Linked DNA regions of Homo sapiens: region 1 is linked to region 2. A link is a loop called in an ENCODE intact Hi-C map of the cell type or tissue named here. Cell type or tissue: ascending aorta. All regions are shown on one strand. Links, peaks and the distances in the headings refer to the core of each region. The heading gives the core; the rest is flanking DNA. Region 1 holds the start of LINC01999 (long intergenic non-protein coding RNA 1999). Region 2 has its middle 23 kb from the start of HEATR6-DT.

Evidence for each region. A loop is a pair of places that touch in the nucleus more often than their neighbours do. Peaks named below come from ENCODE experiments on the same cell type or tissue, not always from the same donor. Only the 100,000 strongest peaks of a DNase experiment are listed, where the experiment ranks them.
Region 1: a loop joins it to region 2, with 4 times the contacts of the local background. A loop is called at or near these places in 3 of 110 quality-filtered maps.

What each region holds. Positions count from the first base shown.
Region 1 is chr17:60,564,096-60,576,875 of GRCh38, reverse strand. It overlaps LINC01999 (long intergenic non-protein coding RNA 1999), which reads right to left and starts at 12,330. Exons shown (of 4, transcript NR_126009.1): 1 at 12,249-12,330; 2 at 11,437-11,543. It also overlaps the pseudogene RPSAP66. In ascending aorta, for the core only: a CTCF peak has its summit at 6,950 (motif pointing right); a DNase peak (open chromatin) is centred at 6,870; H3K27ac peaks cover 493 bases.
Region 2 is chr17:60,095,653-60,108,432 of GRCh38, reverse strand. It overlaps the pseudogene LOC653653. Among named protein-coding and RNA genes, the nearest start is that of HEATR6-DT, 23 kb to the right of the region's middle. In ascending aorta, for the core only: no CTCF peak of the experiment used is centred there; a DNase peak (open chromatin) is centred at 5,622; H3K4me3 peaks cover 525 bases; H3K27me3 peaks cover 713 bases.

The DNA.
Region 1 (12,780 bases), core at 2,911-10,910, 470 kb before region 2:
ACGGTGGCTCATGCCTGTAATCCCAGCACTTTGGGAGGCCGAGGCGGGCGGATCACCTGAGGTCAGGAGTTCAAGACCAGCCTGGCCAACATGGTGAAACCCCGTCTCTACTAAAAATACAAAAATTAGCCAGGCGTGGTGGCAGGCACCTGTAATCCCAGCTACTCGGGAGGCTGAGGCAGGAGAATCACTTGAACCCAGGAGGCGGAGGTTGCAGTGAGCCGAGATCACGCCATTGCACTCCAGCCTGGGGTACAAGAGCAAGACTTTGTCTCAAAAAAAAAAAAAAAAAAAAGAATAAGAAAATGTCCCTGGGTGCGTCCAGATTTTGACTTTAGCAGACAAAGACTTTAAATCAGCTATTATAAATATGTTCAAAGAACTAAAGGAAAGTAAGTCTAAAGAGCTAAAGGAGAGGGCCGGGCACAATGGCTCATGCCTATAATCCCAGCACTTTGGGAGGCTGAGGCCGGTGGATCACCTGAGGCTGGGAGTTCGAGACCAGCCTGACCAACATGGAGAAACCCCATCTCTACTAAAAATACAAAATTAGCTGGGTGTGGTGGTGCGTGCCTGTAATCCCAGCTACTCAGGAGGCTGAGGCAGGAGAATCGCTTGAACCAGGGAGGCAGAGGTTATGGTGAGCTGAGATCACACCATTGTACTCCAGCCTGGGCAACAAGAGTGAAACTCCATCTCAAAAAAAAAAAAAAAAAAAGAACTAAAGGAGAGTATGACAAAAATCTCGCCAACAGAGGATATCAATAAAGGATAGAAATTAGCTCAAAATAGAAATTTTGGAGTTGAAACGTGTAAGAACTGAAATGAAAAATTAACTAGAGGTGCTCAACAGTGGATTTGAATTGACAAAGAATGACCAAACCTGGGGCTGGGTGCAGTGGCTCACGCCGGTAATTCCAGTGTTTTGGGAGGCTGAGGAGGGAGGATTGCTAAAGGCCAGGAGCTTAAGACCAGCCTGGGGAACATAGTGAGACCCCATCTCTACAAAAAATTTAAAAATTAGCTATGCATGGTGGCATATGCCTGTAGTCCTGGCTACTCAGGAGGCTGAGGCAGGAGGATCACTTGAGCCCACAGGTTTGAAGCTGCAGTGAGCTAAGATTGTGCCACTGCACTCCAGCCTGGGAGACAGAGTGAGACCTCATCTTGAAAACAAACACACAAAAGCAGCTTGGTGTGGTGGCTCACACCTGTAATCCCAGCACTTTGGGAGGCCAAGGCAGGAGGATCACTTGAGCCCAGGAGTTCAAGATTAGCCTGGGCAATATGGTGAGACCCCATCTCTAAAAATAAAAATAAAAATTAGCTGGGCATGATGGCCGAGGTGGGAGGCTGAGCTAGGAAGATCACTCAAACCCAGGAGTTTGAGGCTGTAGTGGGCCATGATTGTGCCACTGTACTCATCCTGAGTGACAGAGCAAGATCCTGTCTCAGGTTTGTCTTCAGCAAATCTCAAGACAAGTCCACTGAGAGCCAATCTGGGGGACAGCAAGAAAATAAGAATAAAGGCCTTAGAGAATTGTGGGAAACCTGCAAGTGTACCAAAATACAAACAATAAGAGTTCCAGAAGGAGAGGAGAGAGAGAAAAGGGTGGAAATAATATTCGAAGAAATAATGACTGAAAACTTGTCGAATTTGAAGAAAGCACAATACATTCAAGAGTGCAATGAACATCAAGTGGAATAAACTAAAAAACCTTAGCTAGACACATTACAGTCAAATTGCCTCTGCTAGCTTCTGGTGGATGCTAGCCCACCTTGGCTTGTGGCCACATCCCTCCAGTCTCCACCTCCAAGGTCACATTGCCTTTTCCTCTTCTGTCTGTGTTAAATCTCCTTCTGCTTTCCTCTTACAAAGATACATGTGATTTTATTTAGGAGCCCCCTAGATAATGCAAGATAATATGCCCATCTCAAGATCTTTAACTTAATAACATCTGCAAAGTTCTTTTTTTCCCCATATAAGATAACATTCACAGGTTCCAGGGATTAGGATGTAAATATTTTATTTTAGGGAGGATCATTATTCAGCCTACCACACTTACTATTAATCTGAACTACACATATATTTTTGTACTTTCTGAGTTTTATACCTCATACAGGCATAACATATTCAAAATATATTTGAGAGGGAGAGAGAAGAATGGGGAAAGAGGGAGGGGAGAAGAAAAAAGATGATGGGTAGGAAACTTCTTTAAAGTCATGTATCCTCTTCCTCATGCAGGGACAGTTTCTCAACTCTGGGAAGCACTGTTTTGTTTTGTTTTTTTTTTTTTTTTTTTTTTTTGAGACAGAGTCTCACTCTTGTCGCCCAGGCTGGAGGGCAATGGGGCGATCTCGGCTCACCACAGCCTCTGCCTCACGGGTTCAAGCAATTCTCCTGCCTCAGCCTCCCGAGTAGCTGGGATAACAGCCGCCTGCCACCATACCTGGCTAATTTTTTGTATTTTTAGTAGAGATGGGGTTTTGCCATGTTGGCCAGTCTGGTCTCGAACTCCTGATCCCAGGTGATCCGCCCACTTTGGCCTCCCAAAGTGCTGGGATTACAGGTGTAAGCCACCACGCCTGGGCTGGGAAGCACTTTTGATTCTGTGATAAGGAGGCAAAGTATTTCAAAGCTGGATTCTGGGAATGGCCTACCTTAGTCTTATATCTATTCTATTTTTCATAGTTACTTTTTTTTTTTATTTAAGGAAATGACAATCCTTATTTAGATCTTATCAGTTTTTTTACTAATATCTTTTTTCTGTTCCGGGATCCAATCCAGGATCCCACATTGTATTTAGTTGTCATGTCTCCTTATGTTACTGACCATGGGTTCTTGGGCTCTCAATGCAAAAGAAATTGACATGAGGCCAAAAGAGCTTTCCCAGACAAGGCTTCATTGGAGCTTATGCTGAGACATAAGGGAGGCAGCACAAAAGAAAGAATTCCCTGAAGAGCTGGTAGGGCTTTTTTGGTAGGCAAAGCATGAGAATTGACATCAAGGGTAGGGTATGCAGGCTGGGCTGGACAAAACACGTGATGGGTAGGGTATGCAGGTCAGCATATCTGATTGTGATGGTTTTCTTGAGTAATGGGCCAGCTGGTGGTCTGGCCAGGGCAACCAGGCTGTAAATCAGTTGTTCAGCATTCCTTCCTGAGGGGGAACACTCTGTGACCTTGATTATCTCCAAGGCCAGTTCCTGGAATTCTTTAAGTAAAAGGACTATTAGCAGTGACGTAGTTGTGTGAGCATTTCAGTGGGAATGCTCTAGTTGGGGGTGAGCTGAATGAAGCCAAGCCCCAACTCTACTTTGTCTCACTTGGACTCCTACAATCTGTGACAAACTTAGACTTTGTAAAAACAAAACAAAAAATCCCACATCTGTGACAAATTTAGACCTTGCCAAAGAGGTAAAGAGGCCATTGGATAAGGTAATGCAAGCCTAACCAAGTACTGAAGGTGAAACAAATTCTTCAGTGGGGAGCTAAATTTTAAGCTCCTCATAAGGCAAATGGAATGTTCATAGAGATTTTCCTTCAGAGGTTTCTACTTAGATCATTCTTTGGAATGCTCTATTCCAACCCTTTGATATATGTAGAGGGAGAGGCTAGGCTGCCCTTTCCCAGACACTGGTGAGCTGAGCAGTCTCTGTTAAAAATCTGTATTTATTTTTGCACACAAGTCCAAGAAAACATTATCAATTCTTTACAGGCAAAAGGAGATTTATTGGGTTTATTATTATTACTTTTTGAGACAGAGTCTCACTCTATAATCCAGGGTGGAGTGCAGTGGCACGATCTTAGCTTATGGCAACCTCTGCCTCCTGGGCTCAAGAGATCCTCCTACCTCTGCCTCCCCAGTAGCTGGAACCAAAGGCATATGCCACCATCCCCAGCTTATTTTTTAATTTTTATTTTTTGTAGAGACAGGGTTTTGCCATGTTGCCCAGGTTGGTCTCAAACTCCTGGGCTCAAGCGATCTGCCTACTTGGCCTCCCAAAGTGCTGGGATTACAGGCATGAGCCACCATGCCTGGCCCAGGAGATTTATTAATCAGCAAATGTATGTTGAGTACCTACTTGTACTTGGATCTTAGGTTTTGAGGAGGAAATAGGTGATCAATAAATTAACCAGATAAATTTATACCGGCTATGAAGAAAAAAAACAAAGTAATATGTTACGGTGTTGGGAGTGTGTATATGGTGGCTACTTTTGGTGATCAAGGTTGTTTTCTTTGAGAAAGTGACAGTTGAATTGAGATTTGAATGACAAGATGCTGCCAGTCATGTGAAGCCACAGAAAGAAAGTGTTCCAGGCAGAAGGAACAACTCCTCCACACACCCTAAGACAGGAATAGGCTGGTTTGTTTGAGAAACAGAAAGAAGGCCAGTGTGGCAACAGCATATTAAGCATAGAGAGATAAAAAATGGGAATAGATGTCACCCCACTTAACCAAATAAAACATCGGGAGTGAATAAGTATACTCTTCTTTTTACTTTTTTTGAGATGGAGTCTCACTCTACTGCCCAGACTGGAGTGCAGTGGTATGATCTCGGCTTACTGCAACCTCCTCCTCCCAAGTTCAAGCAATTCTGGCTCAGCCTCTCGAGTAGCTGGGATGACAGGTACCCACCACCATGCCCAGCTAATTTTTGTATTTTTAGTAGAGACAGGTTTTCACCATGTTGGCCAAGCTTGTCTCAAACTCCTGACCTCAAGTGATCTGCCCACCTCAGCCTCCCAAAGTGCTGGGATTACAGGCATGAGCCACCGCACTTGGCCCAGAATAAGTATACTCTTCTTAACTTACTAAGAGCAAAAATGGACTTCAGAATGCTTTCTCACTTGTCTCCTAGTGAACACAGATTGGGTTCCCTTCAAAGCAGAGGCTGAGACAAGGAATTGAATTAAGGTAGTTTATTTGGAAAGTGATCACAGGAGAGATGGAGGACAGTAAAACAGAGGAGCAAAAGATCATATAAAGGTAATTATCCAGGTTGCGACTGTGGAGATCAGGAGCTCCAGTCAGCCAGGGCCTCCAAGAATGATTCTTCCAAAGGAAAGGAGGCTGGATCATCACCTATTCCTGTCCCCCTCTGCCTGAGGGTTACCCTGGACTGCACTTGTCCATGGGTCTAGCAGGTTCCTGTGGCACTGAAGAATGTCCTGGGCATTGAACAAGATGCACACAGGTACTCATGGACACCATTAGTGCTAGGTGCATCTGAACTTGTATGGAACTATTCAGCACAGCTGTGTCTAAAAGCAGAGACATACGGAGGGGACATTATATAAGACCCTAGGGGGTCTGCCATAGGTGCCTCTCATGATTTTTGAAACTTTCTCATCCAAAAAATTATTCACCCCATAATTTCTAATAGGTGTTTATTTGTGTCCCTTCCTGTAGCTGAAATTGAAATGTGAAATTGCTAGTGGGCAGAGAGGAGGAAATGAACCATTTCCCAAACCCAGGACGGAGCAACACAAAGGAAGAAACAGAAAAGGGCTGTAATGGGCTGCTGTGTGACTCAGGAAAGGTGGAGTCACAGATAATTTGAAGTTCCAAGTACTCTCAAAAGTTTCAGCAATTTTTCTGTCTAAACTCAGAAACTGGATCTCAGTTTTGCCCTGACATTTCTCAAAAGAAGATTTCAGGGATCTTATCTGAAAGTACTCCATATTTGAAAGAAAGGAATGCCTCCTATCTTTGTTTAAAATATTTCCAGAGTTTTAAATTACTACTCTTAGGGGTGGGGAGAAACAGTCATGATTTATATGTTTTTTTTCAAACAATAAAGTACCTATTGAATTCTCATATTATGTTTGGAATTTTAGTTTAGCGATTTTCCTGCTGAGTGTAAACTATTCTATGCAGTTGGAGAGGGGACATACTAATTACTAACTTCCCATCATTGCCCAGCACATGAACCTTTGTTCCATATACTTTCCCCAAATATTTTGCCATTACAATAGCTAGCAACTTGGATGTCATAACAACATGAATTGGAACAACCAACATTTTCTTCTTGATGTTAATTCTTTTGTATTTTTTTTTCAGACAGAGTCTTGCTCTGTTGCCCAGGCTGGAGTGCAGTGGCGCAATCTTGGCTCACTGCAATCTCCTCCTCCCTGGTTCAAGTGATCCTCCTGCCTCAGCCTCCTGAGTAGCTGAAATTACAGGCATGAACCATCATGCTCGGCTAATTTTTGTATTTTTAGTGGAGATGGGGTTTCACCATGTTGGCCAGATTGGTCTTGAACTCCTGACCTCAAGTGATCCGCCCACCTCAGCCTCCCAAAGTGCTGGGATTACAGGTGTGAGCCACCGTGCCTGCCCCCAATATTTTCTTTTGAATTATTATGTCATGATTAATTTGGAGGGAAGCAGAAAAGACAGGATAAAAGTCTTCACAGGGCAGGACACGGTGGCTCATGCCTGTAATCCCAGCACTTTGGGAGGCCAAGGCAGGTGGATCGCCTGAGGTCGGGAGTTCGAGACCAGCCTGACCAACATGGAGAAACCCTGTCTATACTAAAAATACAAGATTAGCCGGGCGTGGTGGTGCATGCCTGTAATCCCAGCTACTCTGGAGGCTGAAGCAGGAGAATCACTTGAACCCAGGAGGCAGAGGTTGCAGTGAGCCGAGATCGTGCCATTGCACTCCAGCCTGGGCAACAAGAGCAAAACTCCATTTCAAAAAAAAAAAAAGAAAGAAAGAAAAAGAAAGAAAGAAAGAAAGAAAGAAAGAAAGAAAGAAAGAAAGAAAGAAAGAAAGAAAGAAAGAAAGAAAAAGAAAAGTCATCACAGGCCATTTGGCTGGTTTGTGTGCTGAAGTGGACCCAGCTGGAGGGTTTGCTAAATCCCTGGGCTCACTCTCGTGATTATCCCATGACTGGTTGTTATCATGAAAACCTTACTAGCTCTGTCCACTAGGTGGCATTTTCAAAATAGAACGTATAAAATTATTTTGCAAGATCTGCTTTTGCCAAATTAGAGAATGATTCAAAGTTATAAGGTTGATGTCTAGTTTCAGAGAGGGTGCATCCTTTAGGAAGAAACTAGACCCGTAAGGACTCTCATCACTAGATGAGAAAGGTAGTATATTACATATTGCCAGGATGTAAGAGAGATTTCTGTTGCCAGCCCTCTGTTAGCTGCAGAGAATCAGATGTCGTCTGGGCTCATGTGCGACTTTTAATACAAATTTGGCAGAGGGTAGAATAGAGGTTTATTAGGATGCGAGGGAGAAAAGGGAGGGGCCTGTTATGAAGAAAGGCTGTGAACATAGAAGTCTAAAGGACACATGAAGAAAACTTTTCTCAGCTATAATAGTCCTGAACATTTTTCTTTTTCCTTTTTTTAGATGGAGGCTCACTCTGTCACCCAGACTGGAGTGCAGTGGCACAGTCTCGGCTCATTGCAACCTCCGCCTTCCAGGTTCAAGCGATTATCCTGCCCCAGCCTCCCGAGTAGCTGGGATTACTGGCACGTGCCACCACACTGACTGATTTTTGTATTTTTAGTAGAGACAGGGTTTCACCATGTTGGCCAGGCTGGTCTCAAACTCCTGACCTCAGGTGATCCACCCACCTCAGCCTCCCAAAGTGCTGGAATTACAGGCGTGAACTACTGTGCCCGGCCAAAAATATTCTTAAGAAATAGGGAGGATGTCTGGGACCCGAAAGGATTTTGTAAACTAGCAGTTAGTGATTTCAGAAACTGCTGGATCTCCCTCAGAGAAGGCCCAAGTTCAGGAAAATGTTGAAAGATACCCTCTGAAAGCAGCAAATGAAGAGCAGGGCTGGGACTAGCGCAAGGCAAGTGAGGAACCGGTCGTGCACAGATGCTCACCCACAGTGTCCTCCAAGTGCAGGTATATGGAAAATAGAACTTTTTAATCAGGAGCAGTGGCTCACACCTGTAATCTCAGCACTTTGGGAGGCCAAGAGAGGATCACTTGAGCCCAGGAGTTCAAGACCAGCCTGGGCAACATAGTGAGAGACCCCATCTCTACAAAAAAATTCAAAAATTAGTGAGGTGTTGTGGTGTGGGCCTGTGGTCCCAGCTGCTTGGGAGGCTGAGGTGGGAGGATCACTTGAGCCCAGAAGGTCAAGGTCACAGTGAGCTGAGCTGGCGCCACTGCATTACAGGCTGGGTGACACAGCAAGACCTGTCTCAAAAAAAAAAAAAAAAAGAAAAGAAAAGTTATATTTAATTTTGTTAATTAATTTGGTTTTTTGAAATGAGGGTCTCTTTCTGTCACCCAGGTTGTACAGTGGCATGATCAAAGTTCACTGCATCCTTAACCTCCTGGGCTCAAGTGATCCTCCCACATCAGCGTGCCAAGCAGCTGGGGGACCACTGGTATGTGCCACCATGTCTGGCTAATTTTTGTATTTTTTGGGAGAGACAGAGGTCTCACTATATTGCCCAGGCTGGTCTTGAACTTCTGGCCTCAAATGATCCTCCTTTCTTGGCCTCCCAAAGTGCTAGGATTACAGACATGAGCCACCATGCCCAGCCAAATAGAACTTTCCTACAGTTCAATCTTAATTTATGACCTTGAGTCCCCATCCTGCCTGAAGCAGAAAACAATCTTATTAATCTAAGGCAAACTAAATCAAATTCAATTATATCTCAATTCATGTTTAAAATACCTTAGTTTACGTTTCTTTCTACTTGATCTTTCTTCCTTTTGGAGTTAATACTCCTGGGAAGGGGGGTAAAAATGCTACCAGGGTGGTTGTAAGAGTGAGCAGAGGTTGTGACATTCTCAGTCTCTACCTATCTGGTCATCTCTGCTGACTGATTTTATCTTCTTTCTTAATATTTTTTGCTTTATGAGACAGAAACTGCTTTTGAACTTACAAAACAAAATTTACTGACTTTCATTTCTGACATTCCACAGTGATGTCCCCACCTGCCTCAGCCTCCCAAAGTGCTGGGATTACAGGCATGAGCCACTGCATCCAGCCCTCTCAGTAATTTCATCTCTAGGAGTTTATCTTAACAATAACACATAGGTGCACAAAGATGTAAAGAAGGTGGCAATATTATTAATAATATTAAAAATTAAATAAGTTGTGTCCATTAGGAGGAGATGGATTAAATTGTGGTACATCCATTATAATACTGTTAAGATTCTTCTGACTATAATCTGAGCGTGGTGGAGCATGCCTATAGTCCCAGCTACTTGGGAGGCTGAGGCAGGAGGATCACTTTAGCCCAAGGAGTTTGAGGCCAGCCTGGGCAACATAACAAGACCTCATCTCTAAAATAAAATAAAAAATTATTATTATTATTTTAAGCAAAAGAAACAGACTGGGTAGTTTTGGGGAAAATGAAAATATGTATTTCATGAAAAGGAAGAAAAAGCTGAAGAATTATTGTGCAGAAATGGATGGAATCAAGGCAGTTTCAGAGAAGATTGAAGGAGTTGTCCTATTTGTATAATTATTATTATTATTAAGACATAGTTTTACCCTGTCACCTATGCTGGACTGGAGTGGCATGATCTTGGCTCACTACAACCTCCGCCTCCTGGGTTCAAGCGATTCTTGTGCCTCAGCTACCCAAGTAGCTAGGACTACAGGCACCTGCCACCATACCCAGCTAATTTTTGTATTTTTAGTAGAGATGGGGTTTCACCGTGTTGGTCAGGCTGATCTCAAACTCCTGATCTCAGGAGATCCACCCTCCTCAGCCTCCCAAAGTGCTGGGATTACAAGCGTGAGTCACCGCACCAGGCCTATTCACATAATTCTGTATTCTGCGTGTGTATGTGTGTTTAACAAGAAGGACACATTATAATATTTAAAACTTTAGTAATGATTTTTTTTTACAATGGCTAGCATGAATAACGTAATCTTAGGGCAGCAATTTAGATTTATCAGGCTCAGTTTTACTATTTGTATAGATCTTCAAGTGACTCTTTCCAAATTCTCCTAGATGTGGTCTATTAGTTATCTGTTACTGCATAGCAAATTACCACAAAATTTGATGGCTTAAAACAACAAACGTTTCTTATTTCATAGTATCTGTGGGTCATAAATTGGGAAGGGGCTTAGCAGGGTGGTTCTGACTTAGGGTTTGTTTGTCATGAGGTACAATTTAGATATTGACTGGGGCTTCAATCTCTTAAGACTTGACTGGGGCTAGAGAATCCACCTTCAGGATGGCTCACTCACATGATGACTGTTAGCAGGAGGCCTCAGTTTCTTGTTGGCTCTTGGCTGAAGGCCTCAGTTCCTCACTACAAGTACCTCTCCATAGGGCTGCTTGAATGTCTTCACACCATAGCAGCTAGTGACTGATCCAAGAGACAGCAAGGCAAAAGCCACAAAGTCTTTCTATACACTAGCCTTTGAAGGGACATACCATTACTGTTGCAATTTTCTACTAGTCACACAGAGCAAATCTGGTACAATATGAGGGGACTACAAAAGGGTAAACACCAGGAGGCAGGGATCACTGGAGGTCATCTTGGAGGCTGCTGTATGGCAGATGTGCCTAACAGAAATAATTTAAGCATACCCGGAGAATGACCCTATGGCCTAAGAAGAATGTGTGTTCGGACGGCCCAGGGCAGTGGCTCATGCCTGTAATCCCAGCACTTTGGGATGCCAAGGCGGGTGGATCACCTGAGGTCAGGAGTTCGAGACCAGCCTGCCCAACATGGTGAAACCCCATCTCTACTAAAAATATAAAAATTAGACCAGGAGCGGTGGCTCATGCCTGTAATCCCAGCACTTTGGGAGGCCAAGGTGGGCAGATCACGAGGTCAAGAGATCGAGACCATCCTGGCCAACATGGTGAAACCCTGTCTCTACTAAAAATACAAAAATTAGCCGAGCATGGTGGTGCACACCTGTAGTCCCAGCTACTTGGGAAGCTGAGGCAGGAGAATCGCTTGAACCTGGGAGGCAGAGGTTGCAGTGAGCCAAGACCACACCACTGCACTCTAGCCTGGCAACAGAACGAGACAGCGTCTCAAAAAAATAAATAAATAAAAATAAATAAATAAATAAAAATTAGCCAGGCATTTTGGTGCGTGTCTGTAATCCCAGCTATTCAGGAGGCTGAGGCAGCAGAATCGCTTGAACCGAGGAGGTGGAGATTGTAGTGAACTGCACTCCAGTCTCCATCTCAAAAAAAAGAAGAATGCGTGTTCGGAACTCTGAGCTAAAGAATCTCTGGGAGTTCAATTGCTGGTCGGTTCACTCCTGGAACCTTCACTAACCAGATCCAGGAAACCTTCTGGGAGCCACAGCTTCTGGTGGTTATTGATTCCAACAATCCAACAACGACCACCGGCCTGTCACAGAGGCAACTTATGTTAATCTTATCTACCATCGCTCTGTGCAACACAGATTCTCCTTTGCGCTATGGGGACATTGCCATCCCATGCAACAACAAAGGAGCTTACTTACGGGTTTGATATGGTGGATGCTGGTTTGGGAACTTCTGTGCATGCATGGCACCATCTCCTGTGAACACTCATGGGAGCTCAGGCCTGATCTCTACTTTTATAGAGATCCTAAAGAGGTTGAAAAGGAAGGCCAGGTGTGGTGATTCACGCCTGTAATCCCATCACTTTGGGAGACCAAGGTGGGTGAATCACTGAGGTCAGGAGTTCAAGACCAGCCTGGCCAACATGGTGAAACCCGGTCTTTACTAAAAATACAAAAATTAGCTGGCATGGTGGCACGTGCCTGTAGTCCCAGCTACTTGGGACACTGAGGCAGGCGAATCACTTGAACCCAGAAGGTGGAGGTTGCAGTGAGCTGAGACAGCACCACTGCACTGCAGCTTGGGCAACAGAGTGAGACTCTGTCTCAAAAAAATATATATATATAATAAGATAAAAAAAGATGAAAAGGAAGAGCAAGCTGTTGCTGAAAAAAAGCTGTGACCAAGGAGGAATTTCAGGGTAAATGGACTGCTCCAGCTCCTGAGTTCACTGCTCCTCTGCCTGAGGGTGCAGACTGATCTGAATGTGGCAGGTGCCCTCTGTGCCTATTCAGCAATTCCTTACTGAAGATTGGAGAGCTCAGCCTGCCATGGAAGTCTGGTCTGCAGCTCCCACTGCTCAGGCCACTTGAATGGGTAGGAACAACCACCAAGTTGTCTTACAGGCTCATAAGCCACATGGAAATAAGGTTGACCGAAAATAAACATGTTTCTTAAAAAAAAAAAAAAAAAAGGAACCTGGGAGTTGCCAATCAGGAGATTCATTCCTTACCTATGAGGAACATAGGAATCCCCATCTCATCCCATGGAATGCAGGCCATACAGGGGATCAAGGCCCTTTGTTTTGGGTTAAATCAAGGTTGCCAGGTGGAGGTTGCTAGGGTGAGAATGCTAAGTGAAAACACTATATAACCAGTATACTTTTTTTTTTTTTTTTGAGATGGAGTCTTGCTCTGTTGCCCAGGCTGGAGTGCAGTGGCACGATCTCAGCTCACTGAAACCTCCGCCTCCCAGGTTCAAGCAATTCTCCTGCTTCAGCCTCCCAAGTAGCTGGGATTACAGGCACGCACCACCGTGCCCAGCTAATTTTTTGAATTTTTAATAGAGACAGGGTTTCACCATGATGGCCAAGCTGGTTTCGAACTCCTGACCTCAAGTGATCCACCTGCCTTGGCCTCCCAAAGTGCTAGGAGTACAGATGTGAGCCACCGCGCCCAGCCAGTATGTTTTTTGTAAGCAAATGCAGTTCTCCTGTCCAGCCTGCCACCACTGGATTGCCCTGTATGTAAGTCTCCTCAATAAAC
Region 2 (12,780 bases), core at 2,500-10,499:
ACTGTCCAAAAGTAAGGAGAGTTTCCTGCCTCTGGAATTCTCTATGTACAGGTGCCACCAGTTGTTTTCTTTGTGCACAGAAGAAAGTAAAACCCAGAGGCCACTATTAGTGATGGAGATGCATTGTCAGGAGAGGACAGAAGACAGGTAGAAGTTGTCAGAGCTCTCATTTCTCCCACATGGGCTTGTACCATATGCAAATGGTTTCATAAGCATATGGTAACAGTGTGTTCAGCCACAAGAGGGAGAACAACTTGGAGCTGGAGATCCTTCTTCTCATGCCTCACCGTACTTTTGACTTCCCGAAAAAAAGGATTCAAGTGGCTCATTTTGGCATCTTGCAGTATAGTGTATTTCCACTGGGCAGGGAGTCGCAGTCTCTCTTACGCTCAGGCTGGCCACAGCGGCTTTCCTGGATATGTCTTCATCCTGGTTCAATCCTAGGGCGGGGGAACAGGGTTGCCCGCACCTTCCTAACAGAGCCAGGCTCCCAAGTAGAGCAGCTGAAGAGGGAAAACAGTAACTGCAGGCTGCAGAACTCATTGTCTGGAGCAATATCTGGGGACTGGGGCAGGTCCTCGGCCCACCATGGTGATGAAAAGTGCTCAAATCATCAAAGAGTAAAAATTCTACACCAAAACCCACACTTTCCACAATAGTCATGTGGATTTCTCCTCCTAGCCTGAGGGCATTTCTCGGGTGCTCCTTTCTGTGTATGATTCTTCACCTCCAGGACAGCCCAGCTCCAGCACACTCAGGACAGGCTATGCCTGATTCTGCCTGACATGCTCCAGGCTTAGGAAACTGGCTCCTGCGAGCCTGGGCTGCCACCCCTCTCCCTGACTCTGGGTTCCAACCCTGGCTTCCTGGGGTGCTTGTGGCATGGGATGGAGTTAATGGTCAGCCTGGGAGTTGGAACTTCCACATTGTGTTAGCCTTTAAAACATCAGTGTCAGCCAGGAACTCAGAAAAGATAAAGACTCCAGACTGCCAAAAGCCCCTTCTCTTAAAGGGATGAGTCAAAGGCTTTCTTCCTTTCCCACATCCCAGGCAGGATTCATCTCTACCCTATTCCCAGAATAAACAGAGTCCCATTAGGTTTTCATGCCTACAATTGTCCCCAATTTGTACTAAAGAGTAGTTGGTTCCAGACAGGAAAACCATAGCCTCCACTCTATAGAGGGTGAGAAATGTGTGTATAAACAGCCTGCATTCGAATGCAGATAGTCATGGCAGGCTGGATGAAGACCACCACTAGTTCAAAAGATGCTTCTTTGAGAATTAGAAAAACGCCCCCTTCCAGTAGACAGAGTCCCATGGGTAAACAGACAGCACCTGTATCCTATTTAGGAAAAGTGTCCCTCCCTCTAGGTGTAGGCAGTGCCAGGGTGGAGCACTTCAGAAATGACACTGGAGATGGATGATGGTCCCACTCATCCTGGCCACCAGACATAGTTGTTCAGTGCACAACCTGGAAAATCATGCATGTCAGCCCTGGTTAGAGTGGATGAGATGAAAGTATGGGGAGATCTTATACTTGTGCTTTCATTTCCTGTTACATCTTAAGTATAATGTCATTCTCATTGCACAGACATGGAAATTAGGGCCCAGAAGGTGAAGTGATCTGTTGAAAAATAAATGGCAAGGCTGGTCTCTTCAACTCAAAAACCAGACCACTTTCTACCATGCCATACTGCCTCCTTGCCTGAAGCACTTTTAAAGAGCCACCTTCTGCCTACGTCTGCATCCTTTAGTTTTCTCAAGGCACAAAATCTTTAAGAACCAACCACCCAGCATCTTTGCATATCTTGTGTCCTGGTGTGGCAGCTGCTGACCACATCCTGAGTCACGCTCACGGCCAAGCTCCCCCACTCAGGACCATTTGTCTGTCCAGATTCATCTTTTCCTGTTCTTTGCAAAGTCCAGCTAGAGCAAGCAACTTCTTCCCAATGGGTTTTTCCCATCTCTGGTTGGCTGGCTGGCTGGGCTTCCTCTACAAACCCGCCCCCGCTTTCCCCTAAGCAGGGCCTGGTGGCCCTGTCCTGTGGAGCTGGGCTCATGAGGGCATCTGACCAGGGGCAGCTATTCCTGGTGCTGTTGTCATTGTCCTGTTTCATGTATGAACGTAGCTGCTGGCCATGTTCACAAATGAAATGTGAAATTGTAATTACTTTGGTCTTCATCTGGAGGTCCACTGAGAAGCCTCATACAAACTTATGGCCCTGTTCATCTTAAAGCGTTTTGATTCATACTTTCGAATGGCCTCATGAGGACCTTTTATAAAGTAAAAATGTTAGGCAACCACATGATATCCATTGACCCAGTGAGGCTGTTTTACTGGATATAAGAGGTTTGACCCAGCACTTTGGGAGGCTCAGACAGGAGGATCACCTGAGGCCAGGAGCTGGAGACCAGCTTGGCCAACATGGCAAAACCCCATCTTTATTAAAAATACAAAAAAAAAATTAGCCTGGCATGATGGCACATGCCTGTAATCCCAGCTACTCGGGAGGCTGAGGCACAGGAATCACTTGAACCGGGAGTTGGAGGGTGCAGTGAGCTGAGCTGAGATGGTGCCACTGCACTCCAGCCTGGGCAACAGAGTGAGACTCTGTCTCAGGAAAAAAAAAAAAAAAAAGAGGTTTGAAAAAATGGTAGCACGTACTTATGTTTTCACAATATTTTATGTATATAAGGATTTACCAACCTCATGCATTAAGTGCTATCCCCAAAAGACATGCAGTTGCTGTAGGAAAAAACATCAAGTTCTGAGCTCCTACTGTTTGCCAGGCATATTCTGAGATGATCACGTTTAAATCTCAGAGTTACCCTGCAGAGTAGTCAGGGTATCACTGCCTGACAGATGAAGAAGCTGAGGCTTACAGCAGTTAAATGACTTATCCCAGGCCACATAGATAATGAGTGGGAGAGCCCAGGTCTGTCTGTGAGGTATAATGAAATTAGCATAAACCCTCCACATTGGTGCCACTTGAATAAATTAACATATTCTCTCACAGAAAGTATTTTATTGGGCATAACATTTTATATGTTTTACCATTTAACATTAGTTGTGGATCTTCCCACATCACATAAATATGCCTACTTCTTTTTGGATTATATGATTACTAATCAGCGGATTTACTATAATTCATTTAACTAATACCACTTTTGATTGTCATTTTATTTGCCTAATGTTTTTTCCTTTTGCACAGATAGATGTAATAAACATGATTTTATAGTAATATTTTTGTCTGCCTGTGAAAATGTTTACTGTACAATAAACTCCTAGGAGTAAAACCAGGTCAAAGATTATAAATACAGTATTTATTTTCATAAATATTATCAAGTCAGCCACAAGTGTTTAAATCACTAATGGCTTCAGATTATTGTATTTAATGAGTAAACACTTTTATAGGGTTTGCTTTTATAAACACACTTATTTGTCAGATATCATTCTAAATGCTTTACAAAATTAACTTTTTCAATTTTTAATATAACCCTGAGATGTATATTATGATTATCCCCATTCTACAGATAAGAACACTGAGGAGTTAATTAACTTGCCACATATCTAGGAAGTGACAAGGCTAGTTGCACAGCCAGGCAGTCTGGCTCCTGAGTCCACATTTTAGACAACACTATACCTCCTGGTTCTTTTGAGGCATTACTACTGGAACTACCCTAATACTCATGAATAAACATTTCTTTTGGGGAGGGTCAAATAAAATTTTAAACAGAAAAGCGTTTCACCAACTGTCAAGCTCATAAAAGTTGTACATTATCCACTTTTTTCATGATGCCCACAGATAATTTATTAATGATATCATCTATTTTAAAAGACATATGTAAAACCCAACCCTTAAGAAAGGATTCCTATCACTGTTCCCCACAGGCACCCTCCTCAGTCTTACACCTTTCCACCCCCCAAAACAAATCATTCAGCATATTTATTTCATACTGTAATATAGGAAATAGCTATTTTTTAGACTTTTTATATTATTAGCACTGATCATACAAACATGGAATAGAAATTCCTTATGTTTTATCTGGATTTAAGGTGATACATAATGGAATATATTTCTATCAAGCCGTACACATTAGAGATAATGAAATCACTTGTGTTCTAGTTTAAACATTATGGGAATTTCAGAACTGCAACATAACAAATAATCCTCGGATGAAAACTAAATCTCTCCTCTGGTCAGGCATCTATGTGCATCAGTGAGGAGAAGACAGGGACTGTGGAAGGGAAAACAGCGAGTCAGGAAGGACTGTGGCCACGTCCATTCCCTGGTCCCTCAAGTAATTAAATCCTGACCTCCTCTACCCCAGTCTGTCCTGGGGAATGGCCAACACTGGCCTTTCACAACTGTGTGTTACTAGAAATGCAACAGAAACCCAGCTGAATCCCCTCCTCTGCCCTTCTCAAAGGAAAGATCTGTCCCAGGACCATTTGTTCCAACATTTTCAATTATGAGAACTGGGAAGATAAAGTTATTTTTACATTTATAAAGAAACACATATTTATTCACACTCATTACAGGAAGGTCAGAATCTATACAAAACCAAGAGGATTTTTAAAATCCCATAATACCACCATCAAAAGAGCCACACTTAGCATGTTGGTCCACAGGCTTCTTAGCACCCTCTTCTGTTGGTGTATGCACAAAATGCACAATCACATTCTGTCTACATTTTATAATTTGCCTGTTTGTTGATTAACACTATATATTGAACAATTTTTAAGACCTGCAACATATGTTGACAACATTACTTCCAAACAATGTATTTACAAATAAATGCACACACACACTATCTGTCTTATATACAACGTGTCTTACTTTCTAATTCTCCACTCTTGAAGATTTAGGTTTTTCCAACTTTTTCTTAATATATTCACCAGGAGTCAGCAACTTTTTTCCATAAAAGGCCAAAGAGTAGGCCGGGCGCAGTGGCTCACGCCTGTAATCCCAGCATTTTGGGAGGCCAAGGCGGGCAGATCACGAGGTCAGGAGATCCAGACCATGCTGGCTAACACGGTGAAACCCTGTCTCTACTAAAAACACAAAAAATTAGCTGGGTGTGGTGAGTGTGGCGGCGGACACCTGTAGTCCCAGCTACTCGGGAGGCTGAGGCAGGAGAATGGCGTGAACCCGGGAGGCAGAGGTTGCAGTGAGCCAAGATCGCACCACTGCACTCCAGCCTGGGCGACAGAGCAAGACTCTGTCACAAAAGAAAAAAAAAAAAAAAGGCCAAAGAGTAGATATTTTAAACTCTGCAGGCCATAGGTTTCTGTTGCAACACTCAACTCTGCTGTTGCAGGGAAAGAAGCCATACACAATTTGTAAATGAATGGGCATGACTGTGTTCTTCCCGACATGGTTTGCCAGCCCCTGATGTATAACACTACAGAGGATGCTGTTAGAATGAAATTTCTTTACATATCTCTGATGATCTCCTTAGGACTAATTACTAGACATGACATCATGGTAGCTGTGGGTCAAAGGGCATGCATGCTCTGGGATGTACATTCCCAGATTGCTCATCATGAGCCTTTCTCATGTCAAAATGTTTTGTGACCACCAGAAGGCTGGTTCTGCTTTTATTACCCATGGAATGAGAAATAGAAATGACATGGCATGGCCCTTCCCCACAGCACCACGGCTTCTCTTCCTCAGCACGGCGACAGGGGCTTCCCCTTTGCCGCCGCCGCCGGCCAAGCTCCGCCGCCACCGGCCAAGCTCCGCCGCGCCCGCGGCCCGCGGCCGCCATGCAGTTTATGTTGCTTTTTAGTCGTCAGGGAAAGCTTCGACTGCAAAAATGGTATGTCCCACTATCGGACAAAGAGAAGAAAAAGATCACAAGAGAACTTGTTCAGACCGTTTTAGCACGGAAACCTAAAATGTGCAGCTTCCTTGAGTGGCGAGATCTGAAGATTGTTTACAAAAGATATGCTAGTCTGTATTTTTGCTGTGCTATTGAGGATCAGGACAATGAACTAATTACCCTGGAAATAATTCATCGTTATGTGGAATTACTTGACAAGTATTTCGGCAGTGTCTGTGAACTAGATATCATCTTTAATTTTGAGAAGGCTTATTTTATTTTGGATGAGTTTCTTTTGGGAGGGGAAGTTCAGGAAACATCCAAGAAAAATGTCCTTAAAGCAATTGAGCAGGCCGATCTACTGCAGGAGAAAACAGAGACTATGTATCACAGCAAGAGTTTCACTGGGTTTAAGAAAGCGTACTAGAATACCTGCTGGAGTACTGACACGCATCGAAATGTAGTAGGGTATATACATTCAGTTTGTAATGACAATTCTGTCAAGTTTGTTATTTATATTTTAGCATTACCTGAAAAGTCTAATTACATTAAATCCCAAGGGATAGTCCCAATTACTTCATTAAACTGGTATTTTCATAGGGAATTTTGCTTGGATAATGATCCATTATTGGGGCTTATAATTTATTTTTTACACAGAATATGGAAATAGCTTCAGAGGTTCATTGACAAAAAAGCATTCATTAAATACTGTGAATCACTAATGCCATTGATACAGAAGAATTTCCCTATGAAAATGAGAGCTTCTGTGAGAAAATGAAGTAGTTGGGAGTTTAATTTCTTACTAATATGATTTTAACTTGCTGCTTCATTCCACTATATTCTGAGTTGGGGGAAAAGGGCAGCTATCTCTTTAAAATATTTAGGAATTCTTTGAGGATTAAAATGTAACTGGCTTTTGTCCTCAGATACGTTTGTAATTAATGGTTGTGTAAGTTTAGGGATTTGTTAGATATTTTTCTTGGAACAGTTTACATGATTTTGTAGTTCAATATTTCAAAGTTTCAAATTGAATAAATATTAAAATGAGGATACTTTAAAGACACTCAAATAAGCAATTTTAAACTTGCTTTCTGGTGGGGATATAATCCCTTTGAGAGTCCGAAAGATGATGGGCCGTCACCCCAGGAAAATTTGTACATCATTTTGTTTCTAATTTCAGGGAACTCTCGGAGCCCCTAGAAGTCCTTCTGTAGACACTCAAATCTGGAGAGTTTGTTAAAATCTGTCTTGAGGATTTTTAAAAAAGTAATATCCTCAGTCTCAGTCAAATTCTTTGGATTTTTTGCTTTTGTAGGTATAAGTAAACAGTTAAAAACCTTCATTGCTACTTAAAATACCAGATGAGTGACTACTTTTCCAGTTTTTTTGGGAAAGATTTTTCTCTAGTTTCTTTAGTTTATGTAATACAAATGTACTAATGAATTTAAACACTGGTGGAAGGGAAATATTCTAATTGAATTTTTGGTCAACTCAGTATTGACCAGATGACTTACACTGAAAATCTTTTCATAATATTAGTAGTAAATATAGTGTTTTAGGATTTTGTAAAATTTCTGGAGGATGTCTGTCATCATTTTGAACACTGTATGTAGTAAAGTTAGAAAAAAATGAATCTAAAGTCTTGGGCATTGTTTAGAAGTTAAATATTCAGCCTTAAACCAAAGAAGGAAAGCAAACAGAAACTTAAGTTTTAGTTATCTTTACTGTGAACTAAATGTTCTAGAAATCTGATTGTGTCTGTGTCAGTTTGTATACTGTGTGTAAGAATATATGCATTTCTTTTGTAGCCACGTCATGAATATTTTAATGTCCCTGTGTACTAAATGACTACTCATCGAGTATGCAGAATTTCACAGAGGAAATAGAATGCTGATATACATATGAAAGAAAATATCCTCAGCATGGTGATTTATTGTCTTGTATAATAATAGTAGAACATTTTAGAACTAGTACTTTTATGATTGTATTTTTTTCCTGTTCACATTCCAAACTTTTCTGTATTTTCATTCTATATGTGATCTTGATACAGCTCATTCCTCTCTGCAACTGATTTAATCTCATCTTGATAAAATATGACCTAGAAGTGTTTTGAGTAATATTAAATCTTAAACATATACATATTATTAATGAACCATCTGTGATTTATCTTATAAGAGGAAAACATGACAATCATTAAAATGTTTACCAAAGAAAATATAGCTGAAGTGCTAGGTCAAAATAAGCAGTGCCATAATATATAGTGTGGTTTGGTCTTCAAATATTGAGGTTAAAAAAAGAAACTATTTTGTGTGATTATCTTACAATCTGTATGAGCTAATGTGTTCTAATGTATCACATAAAAGTATATGTGAAAATATTACAAGAAACTAAAATTAATTTGTACCATTATATAATATTTAAGGTTAAAACATTCAGTATTAAGAAATTTTGTAGTGCCACATTTATTGAATCACATTTGTGCTATATAATAATATCAAACAATCCCTTTAAGAACTTATTAGAGAGCTATGTCTGAAGTCTGTTCTGCAGTATCTGTTGCTGAATAATAACTCTTTCAAAGCATTAATGCTGAGTTTATATAGTTCAAAAATTCTAATATTCATTCAGTTTTAATACCTAAATACTTATATTTTACTAGTGATGGCATTCTAATATATTAAGTCCTCATTTAAATACTTAATACTTTGTTAACTGTGGCATTATATTTCTGAATTTTAAAACCTTTAATATTGGTAACTATTGCATATTCTTTTAATAAAACATGCAGCATATTTTTTTATAAAAGGAAAAGAATTCATTGTTTATATATAGACAGCATAAAGCCTAAGTTAAGTAAGTTATTAAACAATAACTTCACAAGATGTTCAAATCGATTTACCACTGAAAGAAGATCTATGAAAATGTGTTTTGACCAAACTTAGTATTAGGCAGGTACACAGATAAGATTTTCCATTCTTAACATTCTCACTGTAATGCACTACATTTGAAGCACCTGGATGTGCTATCAGGTGGGAAATTTAGCATTATATATTGGAAGCATTGAGAAACATTGGTCTTTCATTTCTATTTTTCCCCTCCTTTCCTCCTCCTGCCCCATAATATATTATTCATCTGGTTTTAATGCTACATAAATATGCATTGTCTCATGTCTGTTTGCGTTGGATGCCTTGTGCTAAGCTGTAACAAAATGTTGCTTCTTTTGCTGTCTGTATACAGCTGCTTGCTTTAAATTAGTAGATTCTGAAATAGCTTTCCTTGCATGTCTAAAATAAAAGTATTGCATATAAAAAAAAAAGAAATGACATGGCATGTATGCAGGATATTTAGTCATCATATAGATAATCCTTGTGCACAAGGGTATTCTACATTCTTTCCCAATAAGTCTACATCTGCCAGAGTTGAAATAAAACAAAACAAAACAAACCTATTTAGCACCTTCTGTATAGCAGGCCCATTCATATATGTTATTGTATTTAATTCTCAGAATTCTTATGACCTAGGCATTTAAATTAAAAAAAATTTAGTTGACAAGGATTGTATATATTTAATGCATACAACATGATGATTTCATATATGTATATATTGTGTACTAATTATCACAAATTTATTACATCCATTATCACCTATGCTGTACATTAAATCTCCAGCATTTGTTCATCTTACAACTGAAAGTTTATAGCCTTTGATTAATAGCTTCCCATTTTCCCCACCCCCAGCCCTTGGCAACCACCATTCTACTATCTGTTTTTATGCATTTCACTATCTTAGATTCCACATAGAAGTGAGATCATACAAAACTTGTCTTTCTGTGTCTGGCTTATTTCACTCAGCATAATATCCTCCAGGTTTATCCATGACAGGAGTTTCTTCTTTTTAATGGCTAATAGTCCATGGTTTATATACATATTATTTATCCATTCATCTGTTGATGGGCACTTAGGATGTTTCCATATCTTAGCTATTGTGAATAATGCTGCAATAAACATGGGGCACAGATCTCTCTTCAAGATTCTAATTCCATTCTGGGGAGTATATATCCTGAAGTGGGATTGCTGAATTGTATGGTACTTTCACTTCTAATTTTTTGAGGCACTTCCATACTGTTTTCCATAAAGGTTATACCACTTTACATTCCAACCAACAGTGTACAAGGGTTCTCTTTTCTCCACACTTTCACCAACACTTGTTATCTCTTCTCTTTTTTAGAATAGCTGTCCTATCCTATGTGGCAATATCTCATTGCGGTTTCGATTTGCATTTCTTTGATGATTAGTGACATTGAGCACCTTTGCATATGCTGGCTGGCCATTTGTATGTCTTCCTTGGGGAAAAAAAAGTCCATTCAGGTCCATTACCTATTTTTAATTGGGTTATTTATGTATTTATTAATTTTTGCTATTGAGTTGTGTGAATTCCTTATATAATTAACCCCTTATCAAATATATGGATTGCAAATATTTTCTTCCATTCCATAGGTTGCCTTTTCATTTTGTCATTGTTTCCTTTGCTATGTAAAACGTTTTAAGTTTGATATAGTCCCATTTATTTATTTTTGCTTTTGTTGCCTGTGCTTTGGTGTTATGGCAAAAAAATATTATTGCCAAGACCAATGTCAAGAAGATATTTTCCCTATGTTTCCTTCTAGGAGTTATATGGTTTCAGATATTACATTTAAATCTTTAATCCATTTTGAGCTAATTTTTTGTATATGATGTAAAACAAGTGTGCAATTTCATTCTTTTGCAGGAACTTTCCCCAACACCATTCATTGAAGAGAGTTTCCTTTCTACATTGTGTATTCTTTTTTGTAAAAGTAGAGTGAAAGGAAGCCTATTAAGAAAGTAAAGGAATAAAAGAATCTACATTGTGTATCCTTGATGACCTTGTCAAAGATTAGTTGACCATATATGCATGGGGTTATTTCTGGTGAGCTTGGTAGTTTTATCTCCCTCATTTTATCGATGAGGAGGCCAAGTCTCAGAGAGTTCATAGACCTGCCTAAGGTCACTCAGCTAGAGGTGGTACAACCAGGGTTTGAATTGAGATCTGCCAAGCTTCCGAGTTTATTCTTTTTCCCCCACACCAAGGATCCTCAATTCTGCCTTACTGACATCAGGATCCAGTCAATTCTTTGTGATGGGGGCTGTCCTGCACCTGGCAGGATGTTTAGCAGCTTCTCTGGCCTCCACCCACTGGACGCAAGGGGAATGCAGAAGAGTCTTGCTCATTCTCCCATTTAATCCTCAGGACAATATCTGACATAAGTGTTATGTCTTTTATTTCATAAATGAAGAAAATGAGACTCAGAAAGGTTTAAGTCAGTTACCTAAGAACACACAGACAGCAAGAGGTAGAACTAGGAACTGAACACAGGTGTCCACATGGGACAACAAAAAATGCAGTTTCCAGCTTCTTTTGAGTCTCTCATTTCAATAGTTACCATCATCTGGATACGAGCTGAAGCACAGGAAACCTGGGCTGAACTCTCCTCCCATCAGGCCTAGGAGCCCCAGACCAGAACCCCAGCCCAAGGTCTCCCAGTCAGGCCCGCTGGAGGGAGCTGGCATCCACACTGGCCAGTTTCCCAAAGCTACAGGGATGCCAGTCTCACTGCTGATGAACAAAAGGAAGGGCATTTGCTTCTCCTGCAGGCTGTCGGGATTTAACACAGATTCCTTTTCTTGCTCTCTTCTCTCGTAGCACAAAACAGGGTGGTCCATCCCCCTCCCGCTGTCCCAAGGCTTTGTTGCATGTTCTCTTTAATTTCTCCCACTCTTGCAGTGCACCCTACCTGCATCTCCCTGGCAACCATTCTGCTCTATCCTCTCCACACCTGGATCACAAGAACACTTGGGAGGCCCCTTAACAAGCTACATCCCAAATTATCATTCCCCTTTGTCCTCAGCCAGTGCCCAGGTCCAACTCGCTCTCCTGCGGTGACTTTCTTTCCTGCCCAATATGGTTTCATCATCTGTAAATTGGGGATAATTAAAGTCTTGATCCTGATATTTGACTCTCAAAGCAGAAGTAGCAAGCTCAGCCAAATCACTTAAACAAGAGGAGACGTTCCTTGTGAACCAAAAGGGCACTGGTCAGAAGGGCCGTTCCTTCTTCTCTCAGGCCTCTCCAGCACGCCCTTGGCTCAGCCAAAGAAGAGACTCAGGCTGTGCTTCTATGCCATCGGGATAACATAGGTACCTTGTCCTTGACCCTGCGACTTTAACAGTTTCCTCCTGTGGCTCAGTTCTACAGCTTCAGTGACACAAGGTGGTTTTTGCTCAAAATGGCCTTTAATAGGTTAAATTACTTCTCTGTCACTCTAAGTCTGTGTGGAACAGTTCTAAGTAAGAGACATTTATTCCCCTGATCCCAAGGAAGGGAGGAAAAGGCAATGACATTAACCACGTGTTGGACCTCAGCCACTGGAAAACCCTGGTGTTGGCTGCTGCCAATGCAACCGGGGATAGCATCACAAACATCAAGCGATGCCAGGAGGCCCTGCTTCATTCAGGGAGCAGGGAGTCGGGATAGGCATGCATACCTGTTCTTATTCAGCAGAGACACTTCCTCTTTATCTATTTCTGGGTGAGAACCAGCACCATTTCCCTGGTGATGGGGGCCCCAGCTAGGAATCATATAGGGTAGGATGCTACCCTATATGGTTTGAAATATCATGCTGGAGTCTGAAATGGTCATGCTGGACTGCAACACCTTGTGGGTCCTCAAATGATTATGAGTTTCTGCCCTCAGGCACATAAGGCCCCAGCAGAAGCAACCTGAGAGTGGACCTGAAACAGCATGGGTATGTGTGTCTGTTGAGGAATCATAGAGAAGGTTTCTATTCAATATGGACCTCAGGGCCATGTTCGCCTGACTCCAGTCCCAGCACAGCCACTCACAAGCCTTGACTGTGAGCAAATCACTTATGTTCTC